2 separate regions of the Homo sapiens genome follow, and region 2 is linked to region 1. The links are chromatin loops, found by intact Hi-C in ENCODE. Cell type or tissue: ascending aorta. All regions are shown on one strand. Each heading gives the region's core, and the rest is flanking DNA. Links, peaks and the distances in the headings are about the cores only.

Region 1 (16,042 bases), core at 4,314-12,313:
TACCCAAAGGATCTGAGCTACACAAGAGATACAGGCCCTCCTTTTTTTTTTTTTTTCCTTTTTAGCACTTTTCTCTTAGCAACAAAACCACTCTACACCACTTATATCATAGACTTGCACTGCAAGTTTGCAGAGAGCACCAGCGAGCTGACAAGGGCTCTACTGCAGGGGCAGCTGTATTTTAAACAGGAAAAGACAGCTAAGCAGACCTTTTCCTTCTAATTCTGTTTGGGAACAAAATGTGTCTGAGGCTCTCTCTAGGGAGCATCAACAACATGGATACCTGCTTTCTTCATAGAAGCGTGGACCTAGTAGCTTTAAAAGAGAGTCTCTGATATTAGCATTTGGGATGACCACGTGCTTTGTTTCTCCCTCTCTCTTTTCAGAACATCCTCAAATTAAGCTGAGCTAATGAGATTCGAGTTAAACTCAAGCTGTTATGGACAAGAAATGTCCACAACAGAAGAAAAACTCTCAGTTTTTTAACGACACTTACTAGCACATTTCATTTCTTCGGTGCTTCAAGATTAATCATTAATAATGTTAGAAAATGAAACTATGGATTTAAAGTCAGGCTGAGTCAGAGCTTAGCAAGGCTTTAACAGAACATCAAGAAGAAAATTCTCTGGTCCCTGGGAGGAGAAGAGTCCCGCTTTAGACAAAATGAAACACAGTGAAAAGTCAAATATATGAGTAGACAATACAATAACTAAAATACCAAGCCCAGGAAAGTGGAATAGGAAGTTACTAGTCTCTGGAAAGTTCATGAAACCTTCCCATCCTGAATTTAGATTTGAAATACTAAGTAGAAATCAATAAATTTTTTATAAGCCACTTTCTAAAATATTAAATAAGTTACTAAGATATAATAAAAAAGGGTATGTGATCAACATTATCTCCTAAGTTTTTTGTTATTTCCATATAAAAGACTAATAGTAATTTTCCCCTCTAATTCTATTTAAAAGCAAGAATCTGACTGAGAATTTTGCAAAGCCAATGTTTTTAGCCATGTTACTAATAAGATCTCAGCAAAAACAGAAAAATTATTCCTACCCACCACTTCTCACTAAGCAACACACAAATATATATGTACCTTATTTCTCTTAGTTTAAATCTCACAACTCTAAGAAAACTGAAAAATGGGCACTCTGTGAGCATATTTCTTTGAGCCATGTAAGAGGGCGGATTTTCTCCTCTGGATTCTAAAGCAACATAGAAATTTGGGTGGGAGGCTAAGAAGCAGATATATTCAAGTTTCTAAGATGCTAACCACTGCACAAGGAAATATGTATAAAGATGTTCACTGCAGTTTTGTTTGTAAATGCAAAAAAAGTTAGACAACATCCATAGGGAAGCCATCAACTAGATGATAATACCTTCACAGAATAGAATGCCATGGGAAACAGCTTGGTGATTAGGAGCACAGCTTCAGGAGCCAGGGCATCTTGGTTTGAATCTAGTCATGCATTCACTGTCTTTGTAACCTTGGACACATTTGGGATCTTTCTTGAACTTAGTTTCCTCATCTATCAAAGAATAATAACAGTATCTGCATCCTAAAGTTATAATGAAGATTAAATGAATTAATATATATCTTCATCTAGAAATATTAATACACAGACAGTAAGAAGAACAAGACAGATGTATAAGTATCATACTTATCGACAAGAAAACGATGTCAATCACTTGTACCCATAGGCTGGAGAACAGGTGATATAGTAATATAAGGACAGAGAAGAAAAATAGGAATTTCTGTTCTTTTATGTGTGTAGCCAATAAACGTTTGAAAAACATCTCTGCTATCCTTGGCACACTGCAAGAGTTCATGTGAAGAAAACTTCGAAAAGGTGCTAAGAAAGAACAAATACTAATATTGCATCTTCAAATAAAGAGGTGCTTGAAAAATATACTCTGTTGTAGCTTACGTGTCACTTCTTCCCCTGACATATCTGTTCTTTCCAAACAAAATTATTTTGAATCCATGTAGAAATCAAATTAAAAAAAAAAACACCAAAAACCAAAAAACAAACAACAAACCATACAAAACAACTTGATTGGATCAAAGTAAAAACTGGTACATTCATAGGGGATTCCCCCTTCACAATTTTTTTTTTTTTTTTTTTTTTTTTTTTGAGACAGAGTTTCGCTCTTGTTGCCCAGGCTGAAGTGCAATGGCGAGATCTTGGCTCACGTCAACCTCTGCCTCCCAGGTTCAAGCGATTCTCCTGCTTCAGCCTCCCGAGTAGCTGAGATTACAGGTGTGCACAACCATGCCCGGCTAATTTCTGTAAGTTTAGTAGAGACGGGGGTTTCACCACGTTGATCAGGCTGGTCTCGAACTCCTGACCTCGGGTGATCCATCCGCCTTGGCCTCCCAAAGTGCTGGGATTACAGGTGTGAGCCACTGTGCTTGGTCCCCCCTCACAATTTTCTAATCTAAAAATGCAGTTTAGTTAATATTATAGTCACTCATAGTACCCAAAGGAACTACCAACATTTATGGATATATTAATATGTACAAACGAAGTTAAGTATGACCTTACTGATTTTAAAATATAAAGAAAGTGACCCTCCGCACTAAACAAGCATCTAGACATCTCTGCTTCAGAATTTGGAGAACACTGCAGACACGATGAACGCAGAATGCCTGAGGTTGCCCTGTGCATAAGGCAATGGTTCCACTGTGTTTAATTAGGGTTTTGCCAGGATTATGACTCACCCCATACATCTCAATCTGTCCAGGATTCACTTATTCATTCATCCACTCAAGAAACATTTAGCAAGTGCCTATAACTAGAGTGCAAGAAACAGAGGGGCCTATACAAACTTTCACTGGCTACGACTTGTGTTCTCCATATAAATGAAAAAAACCTACAGACGTAAAAGAAAACCAGAAGTGAGGAGTGTGCTTATTACTCATCTCAGTTGACTCTTCAGTTGGGAAAAAAGTTCAAATTCTACTGGTCTGATGGGTACAGATCACTGAAAGAGCTTTGGGGACATAAATTATCTTCCTAACTAAGCAAAAGGGCTGTCTTTTTGGTTGTGTTTGCCTTATCTTTTGCTCCCGAAACAGTTTCACACCCTAAGAATACAATGACTATTCACCTATTCAGTCCTTGCCTGGCAAAACTAGGTACACTCTGCGGCTCCTACAAAGCTTCAGAAACTTTAAATTAGCCATTTTAAGACTAAATAGAGTGGGAAAAGCATGCTGGGCAAGAGTCTAAGGAACATAAAAGAAGCATATCCTCTGATGAGGAGCCCTTTCTCCTGCTCTGCTTCACTCCAGACCAACGGCAGGGTTAGGAGGCGCTACAGCATGTGGTAGCAATCACACAGACCAATTTGTTCTGAGTATGTCAAGGTCAATGACATTATGGCTGAGGAGACTGTCTTGAGTCCTGGAAGTCTGCAATAGTTCCTGAATGTCACACAGGATCACCTAAGGTGTTTGTTTGCCATTTCCTTGATATTAGCTCTCTCAACAGCTATCTTTCTTGTAGAATTAGAAGTATGCAGAAATGAAAATACCTCATTCTGGTGGTCTTCTGTTGGTCAACAAATAAATGGTACTGATGTTGACAATGTGGGAGGCCCACCAGGAAGTCCAGCTGTATATGCTGAAATGTAACCAGTTTTCCTTCCTAAAACATATTTTATCAGTAAACTATTCTCTGGCTGTATCCAATTTAGGATATATTCTGTCTGTTCTGGCTCTAGAAGACAGAAAAGGAGGAAAATAAATAATGCCTTTTTTTTTCTTTCAGTTTCAACCTTTTTTTCATAGGTAGAAATGAGAAAAATAATACTTCTTACTTAGTGTGGACCAAAAGTTAGCTTTTGATTGCAGATGGAATCGGCCTCCCTAAATTTTTATCCTGTCATTCTTTAATTTTTTTTGAGACAAGGTCTCACTCTGGCACAATCATGGCTCACTGCAGCCTCAACCTCTCTGGGCTCAGGTGATCCTTCCACTTCAGCCTCCTGAGTAGCTGGGACTACAGGTATGTGCCGCCACGCCAGGCTAATTTCTATATTTTTTGTTGAGAAGGTGTTTTGCCCTGTTGCCCAGGCTGGTCTCGAACTCCTGGCCTCAACTGATCTGCGTGCCTCAGCCTCCTAAAGTGCTTGGATTACAGACATGAGCCACCATGCCAGGCCAATTCTTTAATTTTTTGTCGAGTTTTTCTAAATGCTTATTAATAAGTTCCAAGGCAGTTTTTCATTCTCCGCCAAGGTAAAGACTGAGCAATTAATGGGAATGAGATTTAAAGAAAAACGAAAACAAAAAAACCCTGGTACTGTGTTTTCAGAGGCAATTATATTCTAGAAATATTTAATAAAGGGGCTATAAATTCTGTTTTTAAGAAAGTTACAATGATGAAGCAACAACACATTTTGTTATTTTTAACATGGGTATTTCAGCTTAAAAAATATTCCACTCAATGTTTCCCAAATTCAATTTTTCACATAATGCGCAGTCAAATATGAATGTGGGAAAAAAAGACAAATCCAAACATAGAATATTATTTTCAAAAAATAGTGAACTAAATGTAAAGGTCCCGTAAAATGTGATATCTAGAATCTTCTGAACTCGTTCACATGACCTTCATTCTATTTATAGAAATGCAGCAATTCCCATTTGAATACAGAGCAATACCTTGTAGGAGAATTTGGTTTAGCACAAATAAACTTGAGAAAAGTGTTGACTTAAAAATAAAACACTGAAAGAGGAGGGAGAGTTTCTCTCCCTCTGTGAAAATTTCCGGAAAAGTTGTAAACAAAGGCAGGTTTGGCTCAGAGACTGAGTGACTCTGGTGAGCTGAGGAGGATGAAGAGTGTATCAAACCTCCCAGAGCGAGGAAACATTTGTAAAACAGTTAGTAAATCACAGGCGGCTAGGGTCACCAGGCTGAACAACCCGAGGACAGGCTGCCAAAACCCCAGCTGTGAAAGAAGGGGGCCGGGCACTGCCTCCCAGCTTGAACCCCATTTTGAATGATCTCTTGGTTCCATTCTCTGCCCTTTGCCTCTGTCACTTCAGAGCTCTGATAGCAATGCAGTTAATTAGCTCTGGGGCAGGGGCAGTGCTGACTGTCCCAACTGAGTGCCAAGGAGAGGACACTCGTATACTGAAAACATTCTCTGCAGAGTGACACTGATTGAGCTTTTGGTCTCGGGGACAAGGCTGAAAGTTCCAGCTGGGAAGAAAGAATCACACTCAACCTGAAACAAAAAAATGGTTACAAAGATGAACGGAAGGCAAAATATGTAGCTCAAAGTTTCCACGAATTTAAAAATATCAAGTGTTTTTTGATCACTTTTCTCCCTAACTAGTCTGTAATACATCTGTTGTTCTTTTCCTGATTTTACAGAAATGGCAATGTGGAAACTGTTAAGTTCTTCATAAACTATCTTTTTGGTTCCCCTCTTATCCCCCAGAAATCAGGAAGACAAAATAAAAATTGTAATGAAGCCCAGGCGCGGTGGCTCACACCTGTGATACCAGCACTTTGGGAGGCCGAGGTGAGCAGATCACAAGGTCAGGAGTTTGAAACCAGCCTGACCAACATGGCGAAACCCTGTTTCTACTAATAATACAAAAATTAGCCAGGTGTGGTGTCGGGCACCTGTAATCCCAGCAACTCGGGAGGCTGAGGCAGGAGAATCATTTGAACCCAGGAAGTAGAGGCTGCAGTGAGCCAAGATCGTGCCATTGTACTCCAGCCTGAGTGACAAGAGTGAAACTGTCTCGAAAAAAAGAAGAATAAAAGAGAAGTCTTGAAATTGTGAGGGGAAAAAACTATTCCCTTTTAGATCTAGGAGCTACACATAAATAAATAAAATTTAATGTAACTTAAATAATTTTTTTGAAGAGAGAGCTAGTGCACAGTAAACTTCTTCAGCAACCACACAAAATTTAATATTAGCCCTAATTCACAGCAGAGGAAGACTACTTTCATCACTGCGCTGATACTACAACCTGTCTAGAAAAAATTCAGTACCTTGATTACCTACATTAAAATAGGGCAAATACATAAGGGGAATCTTTACTTAATTGACTTAATCTATGAGATATTTAGGCTATTTATTTCTACGATTGACTCATCATCTTTTTTCTTTTGAAAACTCAGACCATCTGAGAACAACAAGACATGCTTTTGAGTTGTTTTTCTGAGTCAGATATACTCTTAGCTCATCTCATATTCTTCTGACAATGGCAGGCTAATGGTGATGCCATTTAATTCTCAGCTTTTCTTTGTAAAATATTAACTTGGCCTATTCTGAGATCAAACAAGATTTTGGGCTCAAAGGCATCATATTCTAACCAATGGAGTAGTTAGCCCAGACAGCTCCTTTAGAAGAAACACAAGTAAAATAAGAAGAAAAGTAAACTCGACCATTAAAAATTAAATAAGTAATATTTTAAAAAAAAAAGAAAATGAGGAGGGGAAAAAGGAAAGTAAACTCTTTGTTGAGAGTGTTAAGGCTTCAAGGGAGTTAAGAAAAGCATGGGCATTGAAGCCAGATCTTGGGTTAAAATCCTCATCCCAACCTTATTCGCTGTGATAGATTGCGCAAATCGTTTCAGATCTCATCAGTTTCCTCATCCGCAAAATGGGGAGAAAAATCACCACCTTTTTGGGTGCCTGTAGTCCCAGCTACTCAGGAGGCTGAGGCAGGAGAACGGCGTGAACCCGGGAGGCAGAGCTTGTAGTGAGCTGAGATCACACCACTGCACTCCAACCTGGGAGACAGAGCGAGACTCCATCTCTTTAAAAAAAAAAAAAAAAAAATCACCACCTTTCTGAAAGTACCTGGAATAGTGTCTGGCACATAAAAATTACAAAAAAAAAAAAAAAAAAAAAAAGAGGCCGGGCACAGTGGCTCACACCTGTAATCCCAGCACTTTGGGAGGCTGAGGTGGGAGGATCACGAGGTCAGGAGTTTGAGACCAGCTTCATCAACATGGTGAAACCCGGTCTCTACTAAAAATAACAAAAACTAGCCGAGCGTGGTGTCACATTCCCGTAATCCCAGCTACTTAGTAGGCTGAGGCAGGAGAATCACTTGAACCCGGGAGGCGGAGGTTGCAGTGAGCCGAGATTGCGCCACTGCACTGCAGCCTGGGCGACAGAGCGAGACCCTGTCTCAAAAAAAAAAAAAAAAAGTTAGTTTCCTTTCCCTTACCTTTCTCCCTCACTGGAAAGTACAGAAAAGGCTTTTTTAAAAGCCCATGGATTTTTCAGATTGAACGTGGAACGTACTTCACGAAGGGGGTCATGGTACCCTCTCTCACCATTAACCACAACCTGAGCAAACTCGCTAGGGCTTCCAGTCTCTCACCTCCTCCAGCACCACATTTGTTATAGTCTAAGCCAGAAGGACTCTTTCAGCCTCAAAGAAGAGAGTGTATCCCCCAAAATAAATGAACATGACTCAAACTTTGGATATTTAGCTATTTAAACATGTTGCTCACAGCTCATGTTCCCAGCTTAAGGAATTCCTCTTGGATCCTTTTTCCAGTGGCAATGGATGGTTTCCACATTACATTCTTTGCCCGCTTATGCAGCTGGCAAGCCTGATAAAATCAAAACAAATTCACAACAAATACACACATAAACACACACACTTCAGTGCTCTTGTGAGTCAGGCAAGTGGGTGATTTCCATGAGATGGAAGTATGATTACTGTCTGCAGGCCTCCTCATTCGTTCTGACTTTGCCTCTAGCAGATACCTGCGAATGCCAGGTAGTCTGCATTTAAGGAGAAATATTCCTGTCATTGTTTGGTTTTAGGTTCGGGTTAAAATGTATTTATTTCAACATTATCTTAATGTTTTAAAAGAGACCTCCTAATTTTTATGGAATGAAAAGACAACTGTATGACCTATAATTCTTTTTTTTTTTATATATACTATTTGTCCTTTCTTGCTCTGTCTGGTAAATGGGTAAACAGTGCTTTCTGAGTATGAATTAAAAATAAACACCTGTCCTGACTCAGGGCTGCTAACTTGGCTTTAAAATCCTATGAGGGTTTTTATTATTTCTAATGGAGACTGTTTGGATGAGGCAGGAAAGAGGAAAGGTAGCCCATCAAAAAAGTACATTTTCCAATTCTATTTGGAATTTCAGTACAATACTTGATTATTAGGCTCAAACAGGTTAACTGTACCTGATCCTATGGGTGTGGCAAAGAAACAAAATCCAAATTTTGGCTGAAACAGAAGCAAGATAATAGTAAAAAGATACTAATATAATAAGAGAGCCAGCCAAACAGCTGAGGATACCTCACTACCACCCGCATTGATAATCAAAAGAAATACGCTCTAGTCCTAATGCCTCTTCAGTAGGAATGTTTCGGAGGCTGAACGATCAGGATCCAGGAGGCTAACATTCCACACCAGCTCGGTCATTGATTTACCATACGGCCTTCGGCAAGCCGAGGGCCCTTTCTGAAGCTCAGGTTCCTTTATTATGAAATAAGAATAATAATCTCTCCTTTACCAAGTTGCTATGGCTATAAAATAATAAATAATGCTTTGTCAATAGTAAGTGCCAAATTGATGTTAGTTGTCACTATTATCAAACAGTGTACTGCCCAGTAAGGCAAGAATAATAAGCTAACTAACTAATTGTATTAATATTAATCTCCTTCTCATTCGCTCAGACCACTCTGACTCCTTCTGATGTCTCAAGCAAGCTGCCTTTGGGACCTGAATAAAAACTTTATCACTAAGTCAACAGTAAGTTCTAAGTTGGTTTTGTTTTGTTTTTTATAAAGAGGATAAGAAATGAAGGGGGGCAACTTCAAACTGGCTTAGACAGGATGCTGTAGTTTTGCTAAATTTTTCCCAAGCATGTTTCTATTTAAAATCATCTTTTTGGATTATTCTGGAAGAAAGGGTAACTTATCTCATCCAAAATTGGTGTTTCCAATTTCCTTATATAACAAGGCTTGAATGTTGTGGAGGAAGTAGGCAAAAACTAAAGAACCAAGAAAGATCAAAAAGCAAGAGACCTATAACCCGTAAGGTTAAGAGGTTATGACCCTAGGGCCCTGCAGTAAGGTGGATGTCTAGAAAGACATTTTCAGGTAGTTTTAAGCAAACTAACTTTACCGGGCTTTTGGAAAAGGGATAGAGATAGGATCTATTGCTGAGGACAACATTCCTGGCATGAATACGCTTACAAAGATCATAGGGATCCTATCAAAATTAAGCTGTCACTGCTGTTTGAGAAGGGAACTATGGTATTAGTAATTCATTACCCTTTGTGTTCACTGTTCAAAGTTAACATTGTCCACCTTGCAAGTATTTCTTGAATAACTTGTTCATCACAGTTATTATCCCAGTTCTAACCTTTCACAAGGTGCAGTCAGGGCACAAATTAGAAGGGAAAAAAATATGTGATTAGATAATAAAAATGAATCACATACACCTAAACAATGGTGTCACATTCTAAATTTGGTTGTGATAGCTACTATTTGCCTTTAAACTAGGGGAGGTAATTTGTAGTCAGTATGATGTCGAGTTGTCTTTACTGTAACACCATGCACTAGGTGCCCACCTGTGTTTTTCTAATGTTTGACAGGGAAGCAGTTGTAGCTGTGGCAGTGTAGAGAGGAAAGAGTAAGGCTGGCTGGCAGCATATACATTCTACACAACAGAACAGATAAAAACATGCATTTTGTGGTTCTACATGGTATACAGTAGACAGCTAAAAAGAGGGAGAAGAAATAGAAGGAAGAAATTTCTTCCTGGCATATCCCAGTAAGACCACAAATGTATTAAGGATTGGAAAAGGTTAAAAAATATAAAACAAAGATACAAGAATTGCTTTAACTAAGCTCAGGAAGGACAGACTCTACTGGACACTTTTTTTCCAGGATAGAGAAATGTTGGTTTCATTTATATATTTCTAGTAATCAGAGTATGGTAAGATATATTAAAAGTTTTGGAGCTTGTAAACATATATTAAAGGCATTCATCATCAAGGAACAATCAGTGATTTCTAAGTATCATTATCTTAAAAGCTTTAGAAACATGTACCTTTCAAACTTCCAATTACGTTAAACCAATCCACATCAATCTAAGAAAACATTTGGACTCTAAGAGTCAGGAAATTAAACCGTTAGTTCTAAAATTCCGAGGACACCTCTAAGCCTCTGTCTCATTTTTACACTTAAGGTTTGAAGATAAATGCTAAGAAAGTGTTTGAGACTAACTGAACAGTGTATTCAAATCAAACAGATTAACTAAAAGTAAATGCACAGAAGCTAAAAATGGGTCAGAATCAAAGACCGCAGGAATAGCAATAACAATGTGTCAAAAACATGTTTGTCTACTTTCACCTTCTTGCAAAACTTAACTGATCTATTGTGTAAATTAAGGTAATGGCCCTTCCCCCCAAAAGTTTTAGTATAAAATTGTTGTAGCTATTATAGAAGAAAATACTTAAATTAATGAATTATTTGAAAATCAACATATCGGGCTGGGCACAGTGGCTCAGGCCTGTAATCCCAGCACTTTGGGAGTCCGAGGCGGGTGGATCACGAGGTCAGGAGATCGAGAACATCCTGGCTAACACGGTGAAACCCCATCTCTACTAAAAATGCAAAAAATTAGCTGGGTGTGGTGGCTGGCGCCTGTAGTCCCAGCTACTTGGGAGGCTGAGGCAGGAGAATGGCATGAACCTGGGAGGTGGAGCTTGCAGTAAGCTGAGATTGGGCCACTGCACTCCAGCCTGGGGGACAGAGTGAGACTCCGTCTCAAAAAAAAAAAAAGAAAAAAAAAAAACATATCTTGCACTTTATCTTAATCGCATATCAGCAAACATCCACTAAGTACTCATATGTGCCAGACTCAGTGGATATAAACATGAAGATGACCTACTTTTCTTGCCCCCAACAAGCTTAAAATCTAATATTCATTACTATATAGATAGATGGGATAGACTTTCAGAGCCAACACCTAACACACTCATCTTATTACTTATCTATGGAAATGACCAAAACCACATCTAGAAGTCATGAGAATTTCTAATAAAGTGTTGATGCTTGAGAAACATTTGTTTTGATACTATAGGGCCACAGAACAAAGTGGGAAATTTACTTTATACAATTACACAGTAAATCTGAGTGTTTGAGGGATCAGCAGATAGCTTTGATAATTCAGGTCTCCCGAGGGTCTTTATCCAGACTGGCTTGGCACTATTCTTTCTCAGTATAGGGTCCTCTGTGTGTATATAGTTGGAAGATGTATACCTGATTGAGGGGTCCACAGCATCCTCCCTGTGCACATTCTAACTTTCTGATCTTTACTACTCATTAGAGGAGGTATCTGAGATGATCACTACAGTTCCTTCTAGTTTTGACATTCCACGAGTAAGGCTAAATGTTTGTTTCAGGCAGATCATTACAAGAAGGAAAATGCATTACCTAACTTCTATGTCAAAGCAGAAGATTCTCTAAGACAATGCCTCAATGTTGGCAAAAGAGCCTAATTTATATATCTTTATGGATTCTGATATCATGAGCTCATCCTACACCTATAAATGTATTCATTATGTAAGCTTTTCCTTAAGCAAACGTAAGACTGGAGAGGAAGAAAGTGCTGCTTGCCATTCAATTTGGCTTCAGCAGAACTCTCCATTATTAGGAAGAAGCGGCCCTTTTCTAGATAATGAGAACAAATTTTTTCTTCATCACTGTGGTGTCTTTTATTTTACTATGTCACTCTTGGAAGAGTTTGAAAGTCATATACTCTTCACCTTTGCCTCTTGAAGCATCAACAGGTTACAAAAATAATACTTTGCCTCATGGTATGCAACCTTAAGGTGAACCCAGGAAAACGGTATTTGTTATTCTGTTGGATATATTAGATGTGCAATAACGATGTATTATGAAGTAAATCAAATTACAAAAATGAACCCTATCCCTTGGATAAAATTCTGGGAGTGAGCCAACACCACAATTATTATCTTCTCTAGCATTGAATGTTCTACATAAGTGTTTGGGAGATGTAAACAGGACATAAATCTGAGACCGGTTCTTCAATCTCTCTACAAATAACCATGACATTATATATAAACTATACTTTAGAGCATATATGCTTTCTGTTTCAGCAGTTAAAATGTGTATTAGACCCTATGATAAACAGAAAAAACGGAGCATGAATGCCGATAAATGCAAGCCTTCCGTCTCAGAAAGTCTTCACTTATTTGATTAAGTTAGGTGAAAAGCAGAGCAGTCATGCTTGTAGGCTTTCTTCCTTTTCCCTTTCCTCTCCTCTTTTCATTTCTAATTCGAATCGGAAGTCTATGTGGAGCAGTCTGGCTAGCCCCAGTCTAACCTCCCCATCTGGAAGGGGACTAACCAGCCTTGGGGCTACTTCCAACCCTTCCCAGCTGTTGGGTTGGGGTTTTTTGTTTTTGTGGGCTTGAGAAAGCATATTTATATAAATGATTGCCATATCCTTTGCCAGCTGTTGACCCTGTTCTTGTCCCGGCTGGGGCATGGTTTTCATTTTTAGCGGCCACAGACTGGAAATGACCCTGATAGAGTTAGCACGCTATGCAAACAGCTTTACGCGCTATTGCTGTGACAGTTCAGACAATGGATGCACAGTGTAATCCAAGGGACCGGTGTTTCCCTTTGGGCAAATGTCACAGAATCCAGAGCTGGAAGTATCAGTTGAAAAAATAAATTCTGAGATTCACTGTGTTACGGAATAACGTCTCTCTAGTAGTTCAGACTACACTGATTTCAGATAGGGTCAGAGCAAGAATTTAGAGCAGCAACAAATGAGGCTTGAATAAACCTCAGAAGTTGTCTAGATAGATCTGCAAAGGCGACTGTGGTCTCCAAAGTTAGATGAGAGGTAAAAACAAGCTATATTTTCAGTTTTAAAACTACCTACATATGCTTCTGACATCAATGTCCATAAATAAAAATTCTAGATCCTTATACTTTAACAGCACAAAAAGATAAAAATCAGTTTGGACTTTTCATCTTTACTACAGTCTACAAACAATCATTCCCAAAGATAGCCAGTCAGATCATTCTTTATGATCATTACCAACCAGAATAAACCTATGTTTAATCTGTGCATAACTGTAGTCACAATTAACTGGAAAGTTTATAAATAAGTCTCAGCTACTTGGGAGGCTGAGGTGAGAGGATAGCTTTCAGTCTAGGAGTCTGAGTCCAGCCTGAGAAAGAGAGAGAAATTCCATCTTTAAAAAACGAGGGGGGCCGGGTGCGGTGGCTCACACCTTTGTAATCCCAGCACTTTGGGAAGCCAAGGTGGGCGGATCACTTGAGCACAGGAGTTTGAGACCAGCCTGGGCAACATGGCAAAACCCTGTCTCTACAAAAAAAAAAAAAAGAAAGAAAAAGAAAAGTTTAGCAGGGCATGGTGGCTCATGCCTACAGTCCCAGCTACTTGGGAGGCTGAGGTAGGAGGATCACCTGAGCCCAGGAGGTTGAGGCTGCAGTGAGCCATGATTGCACCATTGCACACCAGCCTAGACAACAGAATGAGACCTTGTCTGGGAAAATAAAAGGAAATAGGGAGAGTACGGCTGGTGGAGAGATGCACAGTGTTTGGTGGAAAGAGTATAAATATCCCATTAAGGATGATTTATCCTGGACAACCAATATTTCATCTGCGGTTAAATGAGAAGAGAATGAACAGCCAATTTTTACAGCTTTCACATACTGTATCCAGTCCTTCTGGGCATAAGCACAATTGGTATATGTAAAGAATAAAGAAATGTAGTTAAAAATAAATTGTTAATGCTTAAAGTGACACATCTACCTGAACATTTGTAATAAGTGATCATTTACAGGACACTTCAGTCATTGCAACAGATCGACAGAGTCTTAACTGTGAAAGCTCCATGAGAGCTTGTCAGAAAGAAGGCAGTATTAGGCTCTCCTTCATTCTCTTCAAGCCTGCAGGCTGGCTGGCTATGGTGGATGGAGACTGCCATATGTAACTGTAATTAAAATGTGAACCACATCTTAGGGGTCAGAATAGAAGAACTGACAAATAGGGGAGCTGGAGATGGAAAGTGAAGATATTTCCTAATATAGGCATTTTCAGTCTTTGAAAAACAATCCAAAAGGAAATTTAGCCTATGAATCTAAGAGTCACATAGTTAGTATATCTTTTTTTTTTTTTTTTTTGAGACAGAGTCTTGCTCTTGTTGCCCAGGCAGGAGTGCAATGGCACAATCTCGGCTCACTGCAACCTCTGCCTCTCAGGTTTAAGTGATTCTCCTGCCTCAGCCTTCTGAGTAGCTGGGATTACAGTTGCCCACCACCACACCTGACTAATTTGTGTATGTTTTAGTAGAGACAGGGTTTCACCATATTGGCCAGGCTGGTCTCGAACTCCCGACCTCAGGTGATCCACCCGCCTTGGCCTCCCAAAGTGCTAGATTACAGGAGTGAGCCACTGCGCCCGGCTTAGTTAGTATATCTTTATGACTCCTCACAAGCTTGAGGGCTAGAATTGCTTTAAAGGCAGCTCATAATTTCAGTCAGCTTTCACTTGCTGGGGGAATTAACTGATGTGATTTGGAAGCCTCTCTGAACTCGGGTTAACCAATGACAAAGTCTGTGACATTACAAGGCCATGTTTTCTTTCTCTGTCTCGCATTTGTAATAGTGAGGAAAGAATGAAGCCATTTGTTGCTTACAGCAGAATCTGACTTAAAATTTGACACCACTAATACGAGCTAATAGCACAATCTGCAGATTCCCCTCCTCTCCCCTCCCCTCCCTGCCTTTCCTTTCTTTTCTTTTTCTGAGACAGGGTCTCGCTCTGTCACCCAGGCTGGAGTGCAGTGGCACGATCTTGGCTCACTGCAACCTGTGCCTCCTGGGTTCAAGTGACTCTCCTGCCTCAGCCTCCCAAATAGCTGGGATTACAGGTGCCCACCACCAGGCCCGGCAAATTTTTGTGTTTTTAGTATAGACGGGGTTTCGTGATGTTGGCCAGGCTGGTCTCCAACTCCTGACCTCAAGCAATCCGCCCACTTCAGCCTCCCAAAGTGCTGGGATTACAGGTGTGAGCCACCACGCCCGGCTTGTACTTTTTTTATAAGCAGAATATGACTAGGTTTTCAAAAATTCAATCTTTTTTTTTTTTTTTTTTTTTTTTTTTTGAGATGGAGTTTCGCTCTTGTTGCCCAGGCTGGAGTGCAATGGCACGATCTCGGCTCACAGCAACCTCCACCTCCCGGGTTCAAGCCATTCTCCTGCCTCAGCCTCCAGAGTAGCTGGGATTACAGGCATGCGCCACGACACCCAGCTAATTTTGTATTTTTAGTAGAGACGGAGTTTCTTCATGTTGGTCAGACTGGTCTCAAACTCCGGACCTCAGGTGATCCACCCATCTCGGCCTCCCAAAGTGCTGGGATTACAGGCGTGAGCCACCGCACCTGGCCAAAAATTCAGTCTTATATCCCCTGTCATTGAAGTTTGATTATTGACATATTGGGGCTTATTTCTACTATCTTATTTTGTATGATCTGTTCTTTCCCGCCTTGTATTGCACTGACAGTTTTCTATAGTAATTTTTTCTCTATATGTTTGGAAGCTATAGATTATATTTCTATTATGGTTTGTCCTTAAATTTTTATTTATTTATTTATTGTTTTTGAAACAGAGTCTCCCTCTGTCACCCAGGCTGGAGTGCAGTGCCATGATCTCGGCTCACTGCAACCTCTACCTTCTGGGTTCAAGTGATTCTCTTGCCTCAGCCTCCTGACTAGCTGGGATTACAGGCATGTGCCACCACACCCAGCTAATTTTTGTATTTTTAGTAGAGAAGGGGTTTTGCCACGTTGGCCAGCGTGGTCTTGAATTCCTGAGCTCAGGTGATCCGCCTGCCTCAACCTCCCAAAGTGCTGGGATTATAGGCATGAGCCACAGTGCCCCGCAGTGTCCTTAAATTTTTATACCATAGTTTTTTCTGGGCTACTCAGTATCTCAATATTTGTCTTGAATATGCTTTAATTGCCAGCGAACA
Region 2 (16,042 bases), core at 4,309-12,308, 110 kb before region 1:
TGTCAAGGACAAAAAAACAAGAGGCTGGAAAAACCTCATTAAAAAACCAACTAACACAACTCACTTGTTTGAAATGAAGAGAAGGCAGGAGAAAGGGAGGAAAAAGGAAAGAGGGGTGGGAGGGAGAGTGAGGCCATGTTCTTGGCTGTGCCTCAGAGGCGAAGAAATGTCACAGCCCAATAGTGGCTGAGTTACAATCTCACTTCTTAGAGGAGGGCGGAAGGCTTGGAGGGATGGGTGTAACCCTGGCAGGCAATGCTGGTCCTCACCAAGGGTGAGGGGAGAAAACAATTCTTTCTGATCTTAAAAACTGCTCAGTTTGACAGGTCCCCTAAAACAGTCTCCCAGAGCCTAGCCCCTTCCTTCAGAGCAGGTCCCCTGCATTTGAGCAAAGCACCTTTACACATGAGGTCACTCACGCCTCCCAATACTAATCTGAGGAAATAAGTGGGGCCGGGTGTGGTGGCTCACACCTGTAATCTCAGCACTTTGGGAGGCTGAGGCAGGCAGATCACCTGAGGTTGGGAGTTCGAGACCAGCCTGACCAACATGGAGAAACCCTGTCTCTACTAAAAATACAAAAAGTAGCCAGGCGTGGTGGTGCATGCCTGTAATCCCAGCTACTCGGGAGGCTGAGGCAGGAGAATTGCTTGAACCTGGGAGGCGGAAGTTGCGGTGAGCTGAGATTGTGCCACTGCACTCCAGCCTGGGCAACAAGAGGGAAACTCCGTCTCAAAAAAAACAAACAAACAAACAAACAAAAAACGGGATAGGTGTTAGTATCCACAATTTACTTAAAAAGGAACTAAGCTGAAGCTCAGAGATCAATAACTTGCCCAAGTTCAAACAGACTACAAGGATTAAAATCCAGCCCTCCAGGGTTCTCCCCACTATCCCCTCATTTCCCAGCAGAAGCATGGCCAGATTGGAGAGCACTAGGTCAGCGTTGTTCTCAGAGACTAGAACGATTTGCTGGCTCGCCTTCCTAGGGCTTGCACTATTGTGAAGAATCCCTGATGATAAAGACCAAATGCCAACCCAACTGTCAGTCAACAAAGCAAGGTTCCCTGAGGGTGAAGGGATAAGGGCACAAGCAGCCTGGCGGCCTGCAGGGGCATCCAGATGGCCCAGGGAGGAAAGTGCTTCCTGACCACAGCCTCTTACCGCCCGACATCAAATGGCCTCTTCTTGAGGTCATCAGCCACTCACCATTGCTGCTTTTGCTCATGCATTTCCTCATGGCCCAGGACTACAATCAAGCTCTTTGAAACAGGTCATGAGCTTCCCCAAGAAGCCACAGTATGAATGGTGAAGGGAGATGGGAGGTGGGGTAGAAGGAATGCGAGTCTCTCAGTCAAATATAATCAGGATCTTTCTTCTTTTGCTAACGCTCTGTCCTTACTTGGGTTAAAAAGGTGCTACCACTTTATTTCATGCCATATCTATTCAGAGGATGGGATGTTACAGCAAAATGAAGAATCTGCCTTAAACAAATGAAGAGGTAAGGGAAGCTGGAGATATATTTTTAGTTATGTTTGTAAATCTCATTAGAAAAAAAAAGAAGGCCAAAAGACCCTAGATTAAGGATTCAGAAGACATGAGTTCTAGTCTCAGCTTTATTATTTCTTAGCTGGATGTTATGGAAAATCTTAAATTCTCTGAGTCTTTTTAAAAAGAATCCATTAAATGAACTAATAGTAATAATCCTTGCCTATATCACAGCATGCTTTAATGCTCATCTGAGATAATGTATATGAAAGCCCTTTGTAAAACATTACACACGTGCTATATTATTACTGTGACTGAAGAGCTGATTACATGTGTTTCGGGCAGACTGAAGAAACCCTCTACACTACTTAAGAATATATATGAAACATACATCCAAAGCAAGTATTAGAAAAGGTTTAATTATACCCTCTGGGTAAAGTAGGTGAATGTTTTGTGACTCAAGCAAAAGAGAAATAGGCTGAGAAAATTTGTAGTTGAATGTATTCTTTTTTTTTTTTTTTGAGACAGAGTCTCGCTCTGTCGCCCAGGCTGGAGTGCAGTGGCGCAATCTCGGCTCACTGCAAGCTCCGCCTCCCGGGTTCATGCCGTTCTCCTGCCTCAGCCTCCCAAGCAGGTACAGGCGCCCGCCACCACACCTGGCTAATTTTTTTGTATTTTTAGTAGAGATGGGGTTTCACCGTGTTAGCTAGGATGGTCTCGATCTCCTGACCTCGTAATCTGTCCGCCTCTACCTTCCAAAGTGCTGGGATTACAGGCGTGAGCCACGGCGCCTGGCCTTCAGTTGAATATATTCTTTCACCATATATTCCTTAGCTAAGAGTCCAAGAGATGAGTGAGGAACCCAGGTCTTTTGGTTCATAGTGCCACTGTCTAGGAATGGACCATCTGATGCAGAAGGAAAAACTGGGCTTTGGAGTAAAAGAGACTTGAGTTCAAATTCCACTGGAAAAGTTCTCATAATAAATGCATAGAAAAAAGACTATTCTGGCCAGGTGCCGTGGCTCACACCTGTAATCCCAGCACTTTGGGAGGCCGAGGCGGGAGGATCACCTGAGGGCAGGACTTCGAGACCAGCCTGGCAAACATAGCAAAACCCTGTCTCTACTAAAAATAGAAAAATTAGCTGGGTGTGGCGGCACGAGCCTGTAATCCCAGCTGCTCGGGAGGCTGAGGTAGGAGAATGCTTGAACCCAGGAGGCAGAGGTTGCAGTGAGCCGAGACTGTGCCACTACACTCCAGCCTGGGTGACAGAGCAAGACTCTATCTCAAAAAAAAAAAATAAAAAATAAAAAAAAGAAGAAGAAGAAAGAAAGAAAAAGAAAAAAGACTATTCTATGAAAATTGTGAGTTTATGCACAAAGGAAATTTAAAGCCTACCCTCAAAGACACATACTACTTCTTATTCTAATGTCATGATAGCTACTGAGTCTGACTAAAGGCTAAAAGAGATACAGTTCTGCACTAAGGAGTAAATAAATTACTTTAGTTGATGTCAAAATGACAAGCCATCAAAAAATTGTGGTTTATTCAGGAAAAAAAAAATCTCTTAAACAGACCTAGATGGCCTGGCAAACTTTTGAATTTAATCTCGTGATATATTGAAAAAAAAAAAGCCTCTATAGCATATCAAGCAAATGTATAAAAATATGATCAATACATTCGACATATTATTTAATTATAATCTTCAGTGACAGAGACAATATGAAATTCTAGAGTCAACATTCTGACAGTGGAATAAATAGATATAATTATTCCTCATACTAATCCCAGCAGAATTGTAAATTATCAAGCTAGATTGTACATCCGAGTTCTAAGGTTTCCTTAATATAATGGAGTTTAATGTAGGGGGTGTCATATCACCAAGATTATGCCCTTTTATTAGAATAGAAAGCTCTCTGAGGATTTCAAGTTCAAAGGGTCAGAATGATCCTGAGCTCTCTACATATTGTTAGTATTCTCTGACCCTGGCTACCTACTGGGATCAGCATGTGGAGAAGCACTGTAGCGAGGGGTGTAGGCCCGGGGTAGAGGGAGAAAAAGGAGTTGCGAGTAACTGTGCATTCTCCCAATCTTGGAATCACAGATTTGGAAGTGGAAGGGCTTTAGAAATCCTCTAGCCCTTACCCAGAATTGTACAGAGCAGAAAAATGAGGATCAGAAAAGAGAATGAGCTTGCTCAAGATCACATGGCTTCCTGGCAGAACCAGGTCAAACCCCAAGTTTCACGATGCACAGTACAAAGCTCCTTCTATGTCACTCCGGGAGTGAAAGCAATTGCTGAGGTGGTCAGCTAGCACATGGCCAATATAGCTGCGGCTATTATCATACCAACGGGAAGGAAAGCACTCTCCAGCAAGGGCCAAGAGAAATTACAGTTAACATTTAACATGATGGGACCAACTTCAAAGACACGCCAGCTGGACTCTTAATAATGGGAGATGAAACTGCTAACCCTAGCAGAAAGTTGCAGGTGGACAACTCTGGCTGGAAATAGCACATGTCCTCCGAGCAGGAGTGCTCTTCAGAAACCCCAACACAAGGCTGCTGCCTCACTGCAGGGTGGGGAGAAACACGGGAAATAACCCGTCATCTGTTGGCAGTTCCACCTGTGATTAAGCGGTGTGTCCCTTGTTAATGCCATTAAGACACTTGGAAATGCCCACATTTGTCAATTAGGGGGAGGGGGAAGAGGGGCTGCTGATGTCACTGGGAGAGGGAGATGGTGCCGTCTTCAAGAAAGACTACATTTGGTTCTAACAGTAGGCAGGGAAGACAGGAGAGGGCTGCTGCTCCATCGCCACCAAGGAGTGCAGACAGGACACTGCAGATTCTGGAGCCTGAGAAGAAAGTTTCCAACTGAGAAAAGTCAGTTAATTTTGGAACTTCTATTCCTGCCTAGATGGACGTCACCTGTAGAACCCTCAGTAACTTTGGGCCACAGCTTATATCTTAAATGAAGAGCTGATTCCACCTTGCAGAGAAATAGTCCTAGCCATCCTTTTTTGGTGTGTTCTAGTCGCCTCCCAGGGCCCTGACTCCTGGTGTGATGGTGGCGGGGAGGAGCCGAGGAGCGGCATGTAGCTCTAGCAGGAGAGGCGGCCTCTGGCCCTGCTTCCTGCACAGCCTGGACACCTGCAGCACAAACCCTGTTCTTGCTGTGCTTTCACTGTTGGTCCTACGCGTTACGCCTGCCAGAACAGCTTGCGTATGGCATTCGTTCAGGCTCTGCCTGGACCCCCACCCACAGACCTCACCAGGGACCTCTGTTCAAGTCTGCCCTCAGGTGGCTAAAAGGGAGGAGATTCCACATCAGGCCTCCCATGGCAGGGCCCTTGGCTGGCTCTGACACCGTGTCTCTGCTCTAATTACTAGGCTTCTGTCCTATCCCTGAGGTCAAGTTCCCCAATCTGGGTATTGGGCCCTTGCCTTGATGGGCTTTAGTTCTTAGGAACAACTGTGCCCTACTTACCTTGCCAACTACTACTCTCCCACCCCACCCAAATCGGTCTTGTCTCGCTGAATTCTCAAGGTGCTATTGAGGCCTCACTGCCAGTTGCCCCTGATGGTGCTACTACCCCACTGACCCAGGTCTCTACGCCGAGCCCTCTCCTAGAGTGACCTCACCTCACCGTCAATGAAGCCCTCCATGTTGCCATGAGCTGCATTTTCCTGGTCCAGGCCCCAAACACCAGGAACTGTCTGGTTCTCCCGGCTTGACTCAGCCCAGCCCTACAAAGCAGGTGTGTGGGAAAGGCTTGTTTCCCAGTAAAGGCAATACACTGCCAGTAGATGAAATAATTAAAGCATATGACCTGTTATTTAAGAAGCATGCCTTTACATTGTTTTATTCTATCATACTGTATATTGTGTGTCCTGGGTGGGCTCTGGAGGAGTCCCCTCTCTCTGGCCTTTCTACTTTGTCTCAAGCTAGTGAGGACAGCAAGAAGACGTGGAGCAGGAGTCTCTTAAAAGCTTGGCAATGAAATGCTCAAATTGATCAAATACCTAGGGCATAAGAGCTAAATATAATATGATGGATATAATATATAAGTATACTAAATTTGGATAGAAGACACTACTCTTTAGAACCCTAAACTTTTTTAAGAAAACAAAGCAGTGAACGGAATTTTTGTATATGCTACACCTATCTCAGAACTGTTGAAGCCTCCCGAACTCTAATAGTACCATCAGTGTCTGAGGTGAGAGGGAATTCTGGATCATATAGTAGCCATTTTACAGAAGGGCTGGCAATGGCTGGAGTTAGCCTCTTGCACAAATCGATCAAATACACGAGGAATTCCTTAGTGGGGAAACCGCTAAACATAAATTGCAACTGTTAATTTAATAAACCTACATGGCAGGAATTATTGTACATGACCCCGAGGAATCTAGCACAGCACATACAGTTGAGCAGATGTTTGACTAAAAAAGGAAGGAGCCACATCATTCCGAGGGCATGGATTTCTTTTCCAAAGAATTCATACCTCTTCTTTTCCTTTTATTTTATCCTCCTTCTCCTTCCCTCTCTCCCTCCCTCTAACCTTTCCTTTATTTTATCAGATACCAGCTGCAGGCCCCTCTGAGTCTGCCTAGCAGCGAAGAGGAAAGCTGTGCAGAGGGGTGCTACTGCAGGGGAGCTGTGGAAGGGACGCGGCGGCATGTGGAGGCAAATAGGAGGGCAGAGGTGCTGGGTGAGGGGCATGTCCGGGGACATCTCAGGGACCAGTACCAACAAAGGCATGGGGCATGAACATCATCTCTTCTGCTGCTCTAAGAATGACATCTTAGGCTTTCCTTAAAAAAGACGTCTCCCACATTCAGCACACATTTACTAAGTACCTGCTATATTACTATTAATATTATTATTATTGAGATGGAGTCTCACTCTATCACCCAGGCTGGAGTGCAGTGGCGTGATCCCGGCTCACTGCAGCCTCCACCTCCTGGACTCAGGTGATTCTCCTGCCACAGCCTCCTGAGTAGCTGGGATCACAGGCATGCACCACCATGCCTGGCTAATTTTGTAATTTTTAGTAGAGATGGGGGTTTCGCCATGTTGGCCAGGCTGGTTTCGAACTCCTGACCTCAGGTGATCCACCTGCCTCGACTTCCCAAAATGCTGGGATCAAAGGTGTGAGCCACCACGCCTGGCCAGCACCTGCTATAGATGGTCACTATCCTAGACACTGGAAAACACACATGAAAAGGGAAAATCCTGGTCCTAAAGAGGTTCAGTGAGATAGAGAAGTAGGTAGGTGGACAATAGAGGTGACTTTAAGATGTCAGCTGTGGGTCCCTCTGAGCCTGGCTAGGAGTAAAGAGGAAAGCTGTGCAGAGGTGTGCTACTGCAGGGGAGCCGTGGAGGGGACGCAGCGGCATGTGGAGGCAGATGGGAGGGCAGAGGTGCTGGGTGAGGGGCATGTCAGGGGACATCTCAGGGACCAGTACCAGCAAAGGCGTGGGGCATGAAACGGGGGGTCAGTCAGCCTGGTCACATTCCAGGACCCACATGGGGAAGCATCGATGGGTGAGGCTGAGGCTGTAGAGTCCTTGGGGACAGGAAGAGGCACCCCAGCATCATTGGGGTTCACTGGCCCATACCTGGGCTTTGCCATTAACCAGCGACGCTGTGCAACCTCTTCCATGGGCTTCTTTGCTCTAGGAAGCCTGAGGCGAAAGCAATGGCACCGCTGCCAGCTAGCGTCCGCTCCGAGACTGCTCTGCATGCCCTCCCGTGTCTCAGAACAGGAGTGCGTTGGCTGGGCGCGGTGGCTCACACCTGTAATCCCAGCACTTTGGGAGGCTGAGGCGGCCGGATCACCTGAGGTCAGGAGTTTGAGACCATCCATCCAGGCCAACATGGTGAAACCCTGTCTCTACTAAAAATACAAAAATTAGCCGGGTGTGGTGGTGGGCGCCTATAATCCCAGCTACTTGGGAGGCTGAGACACGAGAATTGCTTTAACCTGGAGGCGGAGGCTGCAGTGAGCCGAGATCACGCCACTGCACTCCAGCCTAGGTGACAGAGCGAGAATCTGTCTCGCGAAAAAAAGAAAAAGAAAAGGGAGTGTAGGCTGAGCAGTGTGGCGTGTGGAGGAGACTGCCCCTGGAATGCTGGGGAGAGGATTCAAGGCATTTTCCAGGCACACTGTTCCTCGGATGGGTGAAGAGGAGTTCCAACATCAGACAAGCGCGGTGACTGCTAAGAGCATTCAAATTTGGAATTCCCTCTGGTGGCTGAAATCAACATTTCTCACAAAGGAAACCTGGACAAGTCCGATCTGTAAAGAGCATTATCCACTCCCTGTGTATAGTTTATTGGTCCAGAATATCAGGTTAGCAAGCTGAAGTAATTAAACATCAAGCCAGCTGTTTTAGGCAATTAGGTAACATTTTTCATTTAGGAGACCACACAACAGAGGGGAGAGAATAGGGAGATAAGACCTGTGTTTTGATTTACTAAAGTCTCTGCTGCAGATAAAGCCCAGCTTTTTGGAACCCTTCAGGCAATTACTATTTCAGGCTTGGCAAGCACTTGAGTCTGAAAGTAACTATTGGGCTTGTCTTGGCAAGACTCAAAGTCACTGTAGCTGTAAGGTTGTCCCAGGCAGCGGTGGAGGGGAAAGTCAGTGGCAAGAGGAAGCCAGGAACTGTAGAGTCATTAGGAGGGCTGTTGCAGGCTTAGAGCTCAAAGGAGGCCAAATTCAGTTCTCCCACAACATGTTCTTAGAGAGGGAATGCGGTCAGATGGTGAAGGCCCAGGCCTGCTGGGCGGGATTCTGCGGTTCCCTTTCTGGCATCTGTACTTGTCAGCTCTGTGGGCACTGTTTACACTCCCTGCCTCAGTATCTTTTCCTGTAAAAGAGGAGAAGGACCGAGGGCTTTTAGGTTTGTGGGAGCAAAGGGAAGAGGTGCAAATGGCAGGCTGCTAATGGTGCCAGCTTAGTACAAAGGGAGAAGAGAATGCGGACATTACAAGATCAAAACGTGAATCTCCTCCCTGCCACGAACTGACAAGGTGACTCTGCTCAAGTCACTTCCCCAGTGTGTGCCTCGGTTTCTAAAGCATCAAACCAGGGAGCTGGACTAGGCTAGATGATCCCTAAGGCCCTTCCAGTTCTGACATTCTACTATCCTAAGATGCCAAGCAAGATAAATTGTTGGGCAGAAGGCAAGTAAGATTTTCTTTGAATGGAAAAGAGGAATGGCCTGTGTGCTGCCAGCCGGCTTCCCCCACGAGACTCTGGAGCCAGCACTAAGTATGGGGCCGGGCGAGTGGGGCTGGTGGAGGAGACAGCAGGCCCACGTGTGGTCACTGGCTCCGCGGCATTGAAACATCTCTTGCTTGAGCTCTTCCACTTAATTGGGAGCTTGCCTTTCCAGTTGTATATTTTTATCCTGTGCCCTGGAACCCAAACCATTAGCTTTGTAGCCAAAGGCTGCTTCTTGTTTAATCGTTAACTGCCTCAGCCTAGAGGAGCTGTACCCTGGCCGGAAAGTCCTCCTCCAGATGCTGTACCTCTTCAGCGAGCAGGACCCGAGGGAGGACGCCGAGCTGGACCCGAGTCCAAGCTCTGTCCTCCAGCCTTGGAAATAAATCCCCTACATTGTCTGGCCCACACAAATCCCCGTTCAGCCAGGCCTCTCCTGTGGGGTTATTCTGGTAACAAAATGCTTGAGATCAGCAATTCTTTTCTACTCTTACCCGCTCTCAGAGAGGAGCCAACTGGGCTATTCCTTAGGCTCCACTTTCTGTGTCTGAAATGTGGTTGAAAACTAATATTCCAGATGTTTCCTCATATTTTAAGTAGAACCGCAGATTAAGCTTCCTATAGGAAGGTAGTAGGGCATGGTGGAGGGAAGACAGTCTTTGGAGTAGAATCATGGTGGTGTAATCGTGGCCACACCCTTTACCAGTTATATGGCATTGAGAAAGTATTGGTTCTTTGAACCTTAGTTTCCTCTTAGAGCAAAATAACAGCATTCGCTTTCTCTACCTGGCAGTAATTGCCATGAATCCAAAGACTGTTTTGGTCATCACTATGTAGTCTAAGCCTAACACGGAGTAGATTTCTCAATCAATGCTACTGAGTCAGTGATTAAAAACCTCACGGGATTTTGAGGCGATCAACGAGGTGAAAGATGGGAAGTGTCTAACTTTGTACCTGGCACTTGGGAAGTGCTTATTCACAGGCTGGCAGTGCTTGGAGACACATTTCTTCTAACTGAGTGAGGTGGATGCTCAAAGGGGAATGCAAGTCTTCGGTTATGCCCACTTAAGTTGTGAAGAGGCCATCTTGTGGGAGAAAGGGCAGGCACTTAGAAAGCTCTTTGGTTGTAACCAGTCCTGACCCCGAGGCTACTGCTGAAGCTCACGCTCTGACAATCAGATACAGAGCCACTGATGTCCCCGATGGTGGTAGGAGGCCCTGCAGAAATACCGATGGCTTCCTGGCCTTTAGGGTCTTCCAAGGAGATTCATAAAACTAGACCAGGGCATGGAAACCAGCATCCCGAGGGCCCCTGGTACACTAGACTATTGTTCCAGGACAGAAGCAACTCAGATCAAAATGGTGAGTGGGATTTTCCTTGCATTGGCCACAATACATATGTTTGTTCAAGAAAAAAAAGTTGGAGCAAGAAGACATGAACGTCTGCTGTTAAAGAAAAGCCTGTTTGTGCCAGCCACAGTGGCAAGATTGTTCGGAGAGTCCATCCTGAAAGTCCAATTACCCCAACAGCATGGCCAAGGTCAGTGTCAATTTGCGGTGTGCCAACTGCTCTAGCCACTTCAGTACCAGATGTGAATCACACAGGGGACCTGTCTTTCGGGAGAACTGGCATCTACTGGACTTGCTAGCCCCTCTGAGCTGACACCCTCCCCCACTCCTTGCTCCCTTCCCCTTCCTTGGAGAGACCTGTCTAACAGACCCTCCCACAGAGAGCAAATAAGCACAACATGCAGAATCCCAGACTTGCTTATGGAGAGTTGGATCCACTGTCACCTAGGGGGTGAATGAGGGAGAACACTGGGACTCGGCAAGGGCCAGTACCTCTTACTGACGGCCTAGGGCCCACATTTTAGGAGCAAGAGATCAAACGATTCTCCCCTCCTGTTTTGTTTCTAATAGGACACCCAGAAGCCACAACAATCTGCAGAAGTACAGCCTGATGAGGTTGAGATGTGGCATGACCTACTTACCTCACATTTGACTTAAAAACGTATCTTTTCAACACAGGGTGCCAAGATCCTTTCTGTCATATATATATATGCTTTTTTTTGAGATGGAGTCTCGCTCTGTCACCCAGGCTGGAGTGCAGTAGCGTGATCTCAACCCACTGCAACCTCCGCCTCCCAGGTTCAAGAGATTCTCCTGCCTCAGCCTCCTGAGTAGCTGGGACTACAGGCGCCCGCCACCATGCCCAGCTAATTTTTTGTATTTTTAGTAGAGACAGGGTTTCACTGTGTTGGCCAGGATGGTCTCGATCTCCTGACCTCGTTATCTGCCCGCCTCGGCCTCCCAAAGTGCTGGGATTACAGGCGTGAGCCACCGCGCCTGGCCTCTGCCCTATATTTTAAGGGGATTTAAGAGCAACAATTTACCCCCCAAGTTCTTCAAGCAGCCTAGAAATTAGTACATACTAATTTCTCCAAACACTGAATAACATGTCCTAATATGGATTTAAAAAACAAATATCCAAATGTTTCACAGACCAAACAGCCTGACTGGAGATCTCTAATTTGGACCGTGCTGTGAAGGATGTAACTCCATCAACCACAGCAAGATCCAATCTTGGAGAGGTGCCCTCACATAGAATCCCCAATGTCTGATGAGGCTGGAAAGTTTTTCAAAAGAAAGTTGGTTTTAAATTAATGTCTTAAGGTACATCTACATGTGCTGATATGGAAAGTAAGCTGGACTCTCTGTATAGTATGATCTCAAATTTTTAAAAGGAAAAATATATACATATCACATTTAGGCACATTCACATAAGATATGTGAAAATAGTAATAATTTTAAAGTAACATCTACATAGCATTTACTGCCAAGCAGTAATTTTAGGAGCAGGCAGTATTTTAAGTGTTCCACACATATTAACTCACTGAATTCTCACAGGAACCCGAGGATGTAGGTATACTATTTTACACATGAAAAAACCGAGGCACAGAGAGGTAAGTAACTTGCTCAAAGTGACACAACTATTAAGAGACAGGGCTGGGATTTAAAATGGAAGTGAACTGCTCCAGCTCCAAATTCTTATCTCCTGAGCTCAACAGCCACTCATGTCATAGAAGATCCTCATCGGCATTCTACCTGCCTCCCAGAGCCTCCCCTACACACACAGGCCAAAACAACTGGTCATCCTTTTTCTATCACGGTTTTTATCACTATGATGATCTGTTTACACATCAGTCTCTAGCACTAGATGGTGAGCTCTTGGAGGGCGGGGCACAGAGGCCTGCCCCCCTTCATGTCTCTCATACCTCTAATTTTTGGTTCATAGCTCGGCTTAATACTTGGGCTCAGGGGGACAGATTAGTTTCTGGGCGATGATTCGCATGCAGGCTAGAGACAGATTTGAGAGTTCATTTTTTCTTTCTTTCTTTTTTTTTTTTTTTTGAGACAGAGTCTCACTCTGTCGCCCAGGCTAGAGTGCAATGGCACGATCTCGGCTCACTGCAACCTCCGCCTCTTGGGTTCAAGGGATTCTCCTGCCTCAGCCTCCCAGGTAACTGGGATTACAGGCATGCACTACCACACCTGGCTAATTTTTGTATTTTTAGTAGAGACGGGGTTTCTCCATGTTGGCCAGGCTGGTCTCAAACTCCTGACCTCAGGTGATCCACGTGCTGTGGCCTCCCAGAGTGCTGGGATTACAGGCGTGAGCCACTGTACCTGGCCAGAGAGTTCTTTAGATGGTCTCCTTCCAGATTATTCAAAGGATCCTTGGGGTTAGTGGGCCAGAGATGAAAGCTCATACGCATAAAAGCATAGCAGGAGGAAAGGACCGGAAAGATGGAAGCAGGGAGAAAGAAGGGATCGCCTTTGATTCATTCACCCAGCAAACCCATAGCAACTCCCACTGATTCATTAGCCTCTAAATTCCTACATTTATTATTACTACCCATATGGAAGGCAATGACTAATTCTTGCCACATGGCTGGGATATGGCTTCCTATTAAGGAAACACAACCTGGTAGCCTAAATGCTGTAGTTTTTCAAAGGAAAACTGCTTTAAGCATAAGCGTTTCCCTTCATTTTCCCCCTTCATCTTTTAACTACATTTGCTAGTTCATGGCTTCCTTAAACAAGCTGTCATTTGACTTCATGGGCTTCTTCTCACAAGGGTGCAGACAGATTCATGGGGGGCTCTCGGGCTCCCTCTTGTCACCCTGTACTGCCTCCTCAACCCATAAACAGGCCACTACTTTTCCACAGCAGCTGTTCCGCAATCCCAAAGACCCTGGGTCATCTCTCCAGTTCCAGGCTTTGCTCACAGTGCCTTCTGGATGTGTGTGTTTTCCTTGGGACGGAGAACACGCTTCAGGAAAGGAGGCAATACTCGAGATAGAAACTGTTCTTTCTCAGGGAAAACAAACAAATCAAAATATTCTTCCCAGCTATGGTGAAGCTGGGAAGTAGAGGGCAAGTGAGGCAGGGAAGGGTCAGGGCCGCATTGCCGGGACCCCTCTGATGTCCACTTTAGGTCCACAGTTATGCCCCTGTCGGTGGCTTCCTGCTTCCTCTTCTACAGAATGGCAACATGGGGAGTGACACGGTAGTGTTCAGTACTCAGGCATGCTCATCTGCCCATACCAGTTCCGTCAAAAAATGGACACCGCCTCTCCACCAGCCCTTATTACCCTAGAATGAATGGGGAGGACGAAAGGGGACTCTGGGTCTCTTTTCCATCTTGACAATTTTGAGGTGTTTGCAAATCACGTAGAGAGTTATCTAATTCCCTTATACGTATCCTCACATGAGCTAACGTTCTTTTTTCCCTGTCACTAAACCCAAGGCTGAAAAAAGTATTACTCCTTGACGGGCATGGAGGTAGGGAACTAACCCTTGTTTCAGTCAAGAATCACGGACTCCTGAAAGAAAGAGGATTCCATGCTGAAGACACTCAGAGGAGGGGACAGATAGGTCCTCAAAGCCTCTGCTGGGGGAGGCCACATGGCTGGAGAGAGGAGACACATATAATATTCTCCCAACCTACTTATACTTTGGTACATAAACTTTGTAAGTATAATGTTGGCAGATTCCAGTGCATAAAAAAGTAGCTGAAAAAACTCAAACCATAAATAATGCCAAGTAATAAAGAAGGTGAATGTTTCTGTTATGAGATTCTTTCATTGTATAAATCTGTTTAATAAGCTGGCTAGGAATCACTGATAGAAAACAGACTTAGTATGGTGTTACAGACCAATCCGTTCTAAAAGGCCAGTATGGGAACTCATGCCAAGTTATATTTTTCTGTTCTTAACCAATGCAACTTAATATGTAATTGTTGTCTCCCTCCTGCCTTCCCTTAACTACCCCCACCCCCCTGCCTCTGCAGACTCATCGTTTCAAGGCACTTTACCATATTTATAGATCACGCTGCCTTTTGTCTTACTCACCGAGAAGAGCTGGGGTCTGTGTATGACTCCTGCTTTTTTAGAGTGCTATTTCTCAACATTTGTAAGCATGTGTTTAGAGAAATTCCTCCAAATATCCTCCTTTGACCCAAGACCCATGGTAACCACTTTAGCTGCAGAAATTCACTGAACACTAGAGGGGGCGGTGAGGGGGATGGGGTGGGAGTGGGATGGGGGTTGGGGGGTGGAATGGAGGTCGCTGGGGTCACATTCATCTTCCAACACTATGGCTGCTAATGCTTGTTGATGTTTTTCTGGGGTTGGTTACTATCATCATGATGGGCTGTAAAATGAAATGCTGTAAACTAGCTGAAGGCTTGGGTAGAAATATTTGCCAGACGCCATAAACAACAACACCAGGAGTCCCCACACACTTGGCCAGTTGTGCCCATGCTGTTGTTTACAGTGCTGGGATGCGTGAACTCCAACGCCTGGCTGGTCTAGTTTCTGACCCGAATTCCCAGGTCCCTTTTTAGGAGGTCCACATATAGCTCTCTCTGATAAAGATTTGCTAAATACATAAAACGAAAGGTTATTGGATGAAATAGATTACTTCTCTGCTCAATTTAATGAGTGCTTGGAAAATCTTGAGTCTCCACATTGTCAAGGTGTATACTGTTTGGGGTTGCTCACGTAACATTATTTGTGTTAGATCTGTAACCATATATCAGATGTTTTGCTGTGCATTTGACACAGGTCATATGGAAGTGTCTAACAGAAGGTATTACAAAAAAATGAATTAAAAGTATGAATTAAATACACTTAACTTGATTATTTCTTGAACTGGCCATTAAGACCCTACTCAGGAATGTAACCCTTTCTAGAACACTTGGGAAAAAGTAATTTTATTTAGAGCACTTGGACATAAAATTAGTTAGAGTCCTCTCTACAGTTTCTCAGATTTATATAGCTCCTTTTATTTATGAACGCTAATTTATTTTGGTAAAATCTCATTGAGAAGATTGGGATTATTCCTATTTTACACAGGTAGACACCAAACACAGAAGACACAGTTTAAAGGGGAGTGCTTACATGTTGGTTAAAAGCTAGTGAAAGTTAATTCAACATTTATTATCGTTGTAACTGTAGTAAATGCAATGGGAAAAAGAAAACATGGGTTAGATTCTTCTCTGAGATTATGCTCAAGGAACTTGAGGAAACCTCTAGTAAACTCTAGTAAAAGTAGACAGGAAAAATTACAGGTAGTTTTTTTCGTTCCCCAAAAAGTAAATTAAAACTGGCAGAAAAATCTCCTTCTGGGGAACAGTCCCAGAGGAACCCACAGCTGAGGTGTAACTGTGGGGTATTCTGGGGCCACAGGGCTGGAAACCAATGTTCAGCAAGTCCCAACTTGGGCCGGCACTAGGCTAGGCTCTTCACTTCAATCATCCTTTTCTCATTCTACGGTTTGTGGGGAAGCAGTAAAAGAAAACTTGAAGGACTCAGTGGGAATGACTCCCTGATCAATACTGAAAGACCTTTGAGAGAATCACAGAAGCTGGGGGCAAAGGCCCAGAGCCCTGATGCCAAATTGGCCAAGAGACCCAGAGCTGTTCCTGGAAAGATCTGAAGCCAGGAAAATCACAAAGAATTAGAAATAACCAGTGTACTTAAGCCTGGGGAAAAATCCAAAGTTCTATTAAGGAATGATTAATAATAGTGATCCAAAGGTAATAGTACCTCTAGGCTTAGTTTCAAAGAAATATTTTAAAGAAAAGAGCTTTGTTTTTTTTTCTTTTGAGACAGAGTCTCACTCTGTCACCCATGCTGGAGTGCAGTGGTGCAATCACAGCTCACACAGCTCACACAGCTCACCGCAGCCTTGAGCTCCTGGGCTCAAGCGATCCTCCTGCCTCAGCCTCCCGAGTAGGATCTACTCTAAGCATGTAC

The links. A loop is a pair of places that touch in the nucleus more often than their neighbours do. Peaks named below come from ENCODE experiments on the same cell type or tissue, not always from the same donor. Only the 100,000 strongest peaks of a DNase experiment are listed, where the experiment ranks them.
Region 2: a loop joins it to region 1, with 2.0 times the contacts of the local background. A loop is called at or near these places in 7 of 110 quality-filtered maps.

Annotation. Positions count from the first base shown.
Region 1 is chr17:61,192,892-61,208,933 of GRCh38, reverse strand. The region is part of intron 22 of BCAS3 (BCAS3 microtubule associated cell migration factor); the gene reads right to left. Among named protein-coding and RNA genes, the nearest start is that of BCAS3-AS1, 65 kb to the right of the region's middle. In ascending aorta, for the core only: no CTCF peak of the experiment used is centred there; DNase peaks (open chromatin) are centred at 4,985, 7,049, 7,593 and 8,418; H3K4me3 peaks cover 2,046 bases; H3K27ac peaks cover 6,916 bases.
Region 2 is chr17:61,306,643-61,322,684 of GRCh38, reverse strand. All of the region lies in intron 22 of BCAS3 (BCAS3 microtubule associated cell migration factor), which reads right to left. Among named protein-coding and RNA genes, the nearest start is that of TBX2-AS1, 85 kb to the left of the region's middle. RefSeq lists an enhancer at 7,208-7,709. In ascending aorta, for the core only: no CTCF peak of the experiment used is centred there; a DNase peak (open chromatin) is centred at 8,224; H3K4me3 peaks cover 512 bases; H3K27ac peaks cover 2,525 bases.